Regions from separate parts of the Mus musculus genome. Here region 1 is linked to region 2. A link is a loop called in an ENCODE intact Hi-C map of the cell type or tissue named here. Cell type or tissue: heart. All regions are shown on one strand. Links, peaks and the distances in the headings refer to the core of each region. The heading gives the core; the rest is flanking DNA.

Region 1 (2,891 bases), core at 196-2,695, 140 kb before region 2:
AGGAACCTGGAGTAGGAACCCCTCCCTGCCAGGGCTCTGGATCCGTAATGCACCAGGACCCAAGCAGGGTTCAGAACTACTGCAGGTACACGTGAGAAAGGGAAATTCTCTGAGGAAAGGGAGCCCTCAAGAAGGAGGCAGGGCAGAATTGCCAGAGAAAGCCAACGGCAAGAGGAAGAGAGGAGCAGGAGGCTGTGGCAGGCCCGGTGGCCTGGGCTGGCTCCAGCCCTCTCACCTGAGCGTCTCCACTCGGTCTTTGCTTTCAGGTTCATTCAGGTTCCTCAAAAAACAGAGCGAGGAAGAGTTTAGTCTGGGATCTCTCGCTCCTTCCACCCTGCAGACCCAGGTGAGGTTGGGTCTGGGGACATGCCACCAGTGGATGGGCAGGACCCACGCCCAAATGCTACTTGCCAGTCACCTGCAGGCCAACGCTGCAGTGCCTCACACTGGCAGCCTGACTGCCCCTGACAAGGAACCCCAAGGGGGCTGTCCCTCCCCACATTCCCAGAGATCAGTGCTGATGGAAGGAGCCCCAGCTCTGGGGGAGGAGGGTGTGGCTGTGCAGGCACATGGCCCCAAGCACATGGCCCAACACCAGCAGTTTCCCTTCCAGCATCCACCCAGGCTCAAGCCTGCTACTGGAATGAGGGCTGGGAGCAAATTTCTGTGCCAATAACTGGGGTGTCATTTTTTTTGGAGATGGAGGTAAAGGCCATATTGTCAGTCTTAGAAGGCGGAAAGCCTCCTAAGAGGCTTACTGTGTCAAAACTACTGTCAGGCAGACACCTGGGTCTGGTGCCTATGGCCCAGTGGGCAAGGCCACTGTGCTGACTCCCCTATTGCTGGCTGCCAGGCTGGCTGCTCACACAAAGCAAGGGCTGGGCAGGGCTCTAGGGAGGTGAGAAAGAGGTCTGGCCCTGCTGAGCGGCTTCTCCAGCTCCTGCCAGGAAGATGAGTGCCCAGAGCTGGAATACTGGGGGCTATAGGGAAGAGGAGGGACGAGAAGGAGAGAGCAGCAGCAGCAGCACATGTAAAAGGAGCAGGAAGACACAAGACACAGATGCCAATGAGCACACTGTGAGCAGGGCCCGGGTGTACAAAGGAAGGGCTCCAGCTGCTCTCTCCAGGCCCCTGTGGGGCAGCCCCTGCCAGCCATGCAGTGAGCTGGGGTGGGGTGGGTAGGCAGGGATATCTCAAGATCACATCTGGCCCATTTCTCCCTCAGCTGGGGAGCCAATGCACCTGCCAGGCAAATCCAGAGTTCCCAATCTGGCCCTTGGTCTGCAGCTTAGTACCTGGCGTACCTAGGCCTGCAGAGGACATGGCCAGGCTGAACAAGCCAGGCTCTGTCCCAGGAAGGGAGATGCAGGAGCAGGGTGTGGGCCTCCTGCTGTTCCACCAGGGCCTGGCGGCAGAATGACCCCTGCCTGAGAATATCCAGCTCTTGGCTCTTTGGCAGGCTCAGGCGACATCTGGAGGAAACAGCCCAGAGGAGAGCAGCGTGAGCGCCCAGATGCTATGCCAGGGTGGGCTGGGTCAGTTCTGCAGCATCCACCAGAAGGGGGTGCTATACTACATCTATGAGGCAAAGGTTTGGGGGGCCTGGAGGAGTCAGACTAGCCAAGGGACCCTAATGTCCCTGTAGTACCTCCACGGTCCATGGGAGACAGGTCACAGCCCTGAGGTTCAGCGAGCCCAGGACACCCCCAAATGAGACGCCATTCCAGATACGCCTCAACCCCGTGGAGCTTACTTGTAGCGCATGCACACAACAAGGGGAAGGAGCCCAATATGACCCAAACCTGGGCAGGTACGAGGAGACAATCTTAAAGGGAGACAGAGTCCCTGAGGTCTCTTCTCTTCTGAGGACAAGCACCTGCAGACCAAGGGAGGCCCCTCACTTTCAAAGCCATTTGCTCCGAGGGACCTAAAATGTCCTCTCAGGGGACTATGTATTCCAAGTCCTGCCAGTGTGAAGGGGCAGGGGCAGAGGGATCAGCTTAGGGCTGTGGCCCCACCAGAGAAGTCATCATCCCTTTAAGATAGCAGACAGAGGTCCACATAGACAAGGTCAGCAGAAAGACAGGAAGCATCAGCCAATGGGGGAGTTAGTGATGGAGGCAGGACCGACAGACAGACTGACAGACAGACACACATACAGAGCGGGCTCAACGCCTACCTTCTGGCAAACCTGAAAGACAGATTTCTAAAAAAAACAAACAAAAAAGACAAAATAAAAAAGGAAATAAAACAAAAAACGAAAACCAAAAAAAAATCCAAAAACAAACAAAAAACCCAACCCCAATCAAACAAACAAACAGAAAACAAAAAACCAACAAGACGGTGTGTGGACAGCGGGTGGGGGTGGGCTTTCCAGGTTCTAGGGTCTCCCCAGTTGTAGAAGAGCCGCTCAGCGAGCCTAGAGTCCTGCTTCAGCTCTGTTCGCCCTGCAGCCTCCCCCATGACTTGCGGCTTGGATACGTAAAGGAATGAGCAGCAGGGTGAGTAGGTCTGCTCTCAAAGAGCCCACCTGGCTCTCAGCAGTGTAGACTGCAGGGTACAAAGGGGAACAGAGTACCCCAGGAGATCCCAAACCACCTTAAACCACTCCTCTCTATGATGAGGGCTCAGGCATGAGAGGCTCATGAAGAGATTCCCCACCTGGGTCTAGGCCAAGAAGGCACGGGAACCCTGGAGCTGCACGAGAGGCCACTGCAGCCCTCAGCAGCCAGTTTATTTGTGGGCTTTGCCCTGGGAAACCCTGGGGCAGAAGAATATAGTTAGAGCCAGACATTATCTACCTGTGGGAGGGCAAACAGGGGAAGGAGGTCAAAGGGGGCAAGAATAGACTGGAAAATCTTGTCAACCCTGCCTGGCTCATGCCTCATGAC
Region 2 (2,891 bases), core at 312-2,811:
TGTCCAGAGTGTCAGCTCTTGTAGCACATAGTAGGTGTTAAGTGTGAGAATGACTCCATGAATGGTGCCTTCTTTGACTGTGGTGTGCCTCCCCGACAGGGAGGGAATAAAACCCACTTCTAGACCCTCATGGTCTCTGGCATCCTGTAATTTGGATCTCCAGGCCTCTGCTTTGTTGTGGACGACTAACCAAAGGCTAAGGGAGGACCTGTTTCTCCAGCTGGCCCTGGCAGGACCCCAGGTTGCCTCGACCCTACAACCTTTCGAGGTTCCTTCTCCAGGCTTACCGGGAGCCTGAGACCTGAAGGTGTCCCTCGGCCGAAGCCAGAATTCGCCCCAGGGTTTTCCAGCCTAGGGATGCGAATCTCCAGCTGCCCATCACCAGGATCCCAGTCCCTTCTTTGCACCTTCGTCCTGTGCAGGAGCCCGGGGCTGAGCGGAGTGCCTCACCCGGTACCTATAGGCCTGCGGGGGCAGGAGCCTGAATCACCGCCGCAGTCTCCCTCTCTTTCCGGCTTCCAGCCCAGGGCCACCTCTGTTTCGGAACGCCGGCTGGCCAGGCGCAGCGTGCTAGCTCTCTTACACTCCTCTGCGCGCCCCTCTTCCCGGCTTGCGCTTTCGCGGCCGCCGCCCTCACTCTGGCCGGCTCCAGGGAAACCTCGCCCCGCCGCCCCTCCCCGGTAGAAGCCAGAGCTGCCAGCGCTAGCCCCAGGCTCCCGCGGGAGGGGGCGCGGCAGCCCCCACGGCTCCACCCTCTCCGCGGGGCCGCGGCCATCTGGGGCCCCTGCCAGGCGCGTCTGCTTGGGGCCCGCGCCCAGCTCCTGCGGGAGGACGAGGCACCCCGGAGAGGGGAACGGTGCCGCCGCACCGGGCGGTCCCCTGCTAGCGGGCTGCGGAGAGCCGCGCTCGGAGATGCCCCGAGGGGGCGGTGGCTGAAGCGCGTCGCAGCGGACTGGACACGGGCGCCCCTGGTCACCTCGGCGACTCTTTACCAGCCGGAGCTGCAGCTGCGGACGCGGCAGGGCGGACCCACGAGGGCGCTGAGGACCGTGCTCCCCGCGTCCGTAACAAGCGCCCGTTGCGGACTTGCCACCTCCCGCTTTCCCCGCACCAGCCCCCCGCGAGCTGGCAGGAGGAAATTGCGCGCGGCCCCTTTAAATTTACCCAGGAGCCCTTAAAGGAGCCCCAGGGGCCCCAGACAGGAATCCCCACCCCGGTCCAGCCCGCGCTGCCGAGCGAGCAGTCAGCCGTCCGTGCGGCCGGCCGCCCGTGAATGCGCCCCGCGCCCGGGGGCCCCGCGCACCGAGCGCCCCGCGTGCGCCGCCGCTGGCTCCGCGGCCCCGCGCCCCGCCGCCCCGGGGCCCCCGCTCCGCAGCGCAGCGCATGGAGCCCGGCGGGGACCACCGGAGCCGGAGCGGCGGCGGCAGGGGCGGCCCCGGGCCCGCAGTGACCTCGGCACGGGGCCGACGGCTGCCGCCCACCGCAGCGAGCGGCGGCACGGAGCCCGAGGAGGACGACGGCGGTAAGATCTGGGGCCGACGACCGGGGGTGGGGGGCCCCGGCGTGGGGGAGGGGAGGGCTGCGGCTCCGGGCCCCTCTCGGCCGCCGAACAAAGCGGGGGACGAGCGCAGGGCGGCTCGGGGCGCCACCTGGTGGGCGCAGAGAGCAGCTACAAGGCCCGCGGGGCGCTCCCTGCCCGTGGCGGGGTCTGCCCGCCGGGCTGGGGCGGATCCCTGCTCCTTAAAGGGCCCCGCGTTGCTCGTTTTTTGGGGGGGGGGGCAGCGACGTGGGAGTCGAGGTGCTGGAACTTGCGGCTCCCGCCCTTTCTCTTTCACACTCCCAGGTGGTCTGTCTTTTAAAGGCTTCCCAGTCCCTCTGTCCCTTTCTGAGGCTTTCCCCAGAGTAGCATAGCTCGGGATTCCGCTGTTCTCGGTTATGCCATCCCTTTCTGCGTGGCCTTGCTGGAGACGTGAACTCTTCCCTTCACGGTTACGCTACGAGAAACAAAGCGCAGCCTGCGTCCTGGGGGCCCCCGTCTGTCATACCCCACGTCGGGAAGGTCTTAGTGAGGGATGGGTTCGCACACGAAGGTGGATGCCCCACCCGTGCGTTGTCGCGTTTCAGAATCGATTTTGGCCCCAGTTTGTCAGCTGTACCAAGACCTGCCGGCCCTAGTTGGCCCTTAAAACCAACTGCTTTTTTTTGTCTCCCTTCTGTAAGGTTCATTGCCTTTAGATCAGCGGAGGTTCCATCCGTACTAGGGAGAGTGCTCTCTACTCTTTGAGCTCCTCTCCCTATAAGCCCCCGCCCCCCACCCCCCCTTTTTATTTTTTTGAAAAAAATCTCAGCTCCTCCTTTTTCTTTCTTTCTTTCTTTTATTTTTTTCTTCTTTCTGCTCTTAAAGGGCCAGTCTGCCTTAGATTTAACAGTGGTCCTGCACTGGAAAGATGCTTAGTAGGATGCTAGCTATTCAGTCAGTGCATTTGCAGACAAAGGCGTATAGGCCCAGAGAGCGGATGTGACTGACCTACCAAAGGTCACTGGGCAAGGCACCAGTGAAGCCAGATCTTGAATCTAATGTTTTTTCTATACCTCTACCTTAAAAAAAAGTAATGGAAGACAAACAAACAAAACCTTCAAACCAAAACAGACAAAAAAACCACCCCCAAACCAACCAACCAACCAAACAAAAAACACCCAAAAAACCAAAAAACCAAACAACTCCACACGAGGACAAGAGCCCTCTCTGATCCTGTCATTTGTTTGTCTGACTCTGGGATTCTGTACTGAGAGAATGCCAGAGTCTGCTTGTTTCGTCTTTGTGGCCAGGAGACAGTTTTCTAAATAAAAAATGGTCAGCCAGCACTGCAAGGAGGGCTCTGGGTGTCTTT

Evidence for each region. Peaks named below come from ENCODE experiments on the same cell type or tissue, not always from the same donor. Only the 100,000 strongest peaks of a DNase experiment are listed, where the experiment ranks them.
Region 1: a loop joins it to region 2, with 2.3 times the contacts of the local background. A loop is called at or near these places in 4 of 42 quality-filtered maps.

Annotation. Positions count from the first base shown.
Region 1 is chr19:7,277,807-7,280,697 of GRCm38, forward strand. It overlaps Mark2 (MAP/microtubule affinity regulating kinase 2), which reads right to left. Exons shown (of 18, transcript NM_007928.3): 17 at 236-280. Among named protein-coding and RNA genes, the nearest start is that of Rcor2, 11 kb to the left of the region's middle. In heart, for the core only: a CTCF peak has its summit at 1,544 (motif pointing right); DNase peaks (open chromatin) are centred at 525, 900 and 1,465; H3K27ac peaks cover 393 bases.
Region 2 is chr19:7,416,396-7,419,286 of GRCm38, forward strand. 2700081O15Rik (RIKEN cDNA 2700081O15 gene) reads left to right here and starts at 1,230. Exons shown (of 5, transcript NM_175381.6): 1 at 1,230-1,522. The coding sequence starts at 1,384. In heart, for the core only: CTCF peaks have their summits at 909 (motif pointing right), 1,657 (motif pointing left) and 1,884; DNase peaks (open chromatin) are centred at 576, 1,166, 1,626 and 1,996; H3K4me3 peaks cover 2,500 bases; H3K27ac peaks cover 2,139 bases.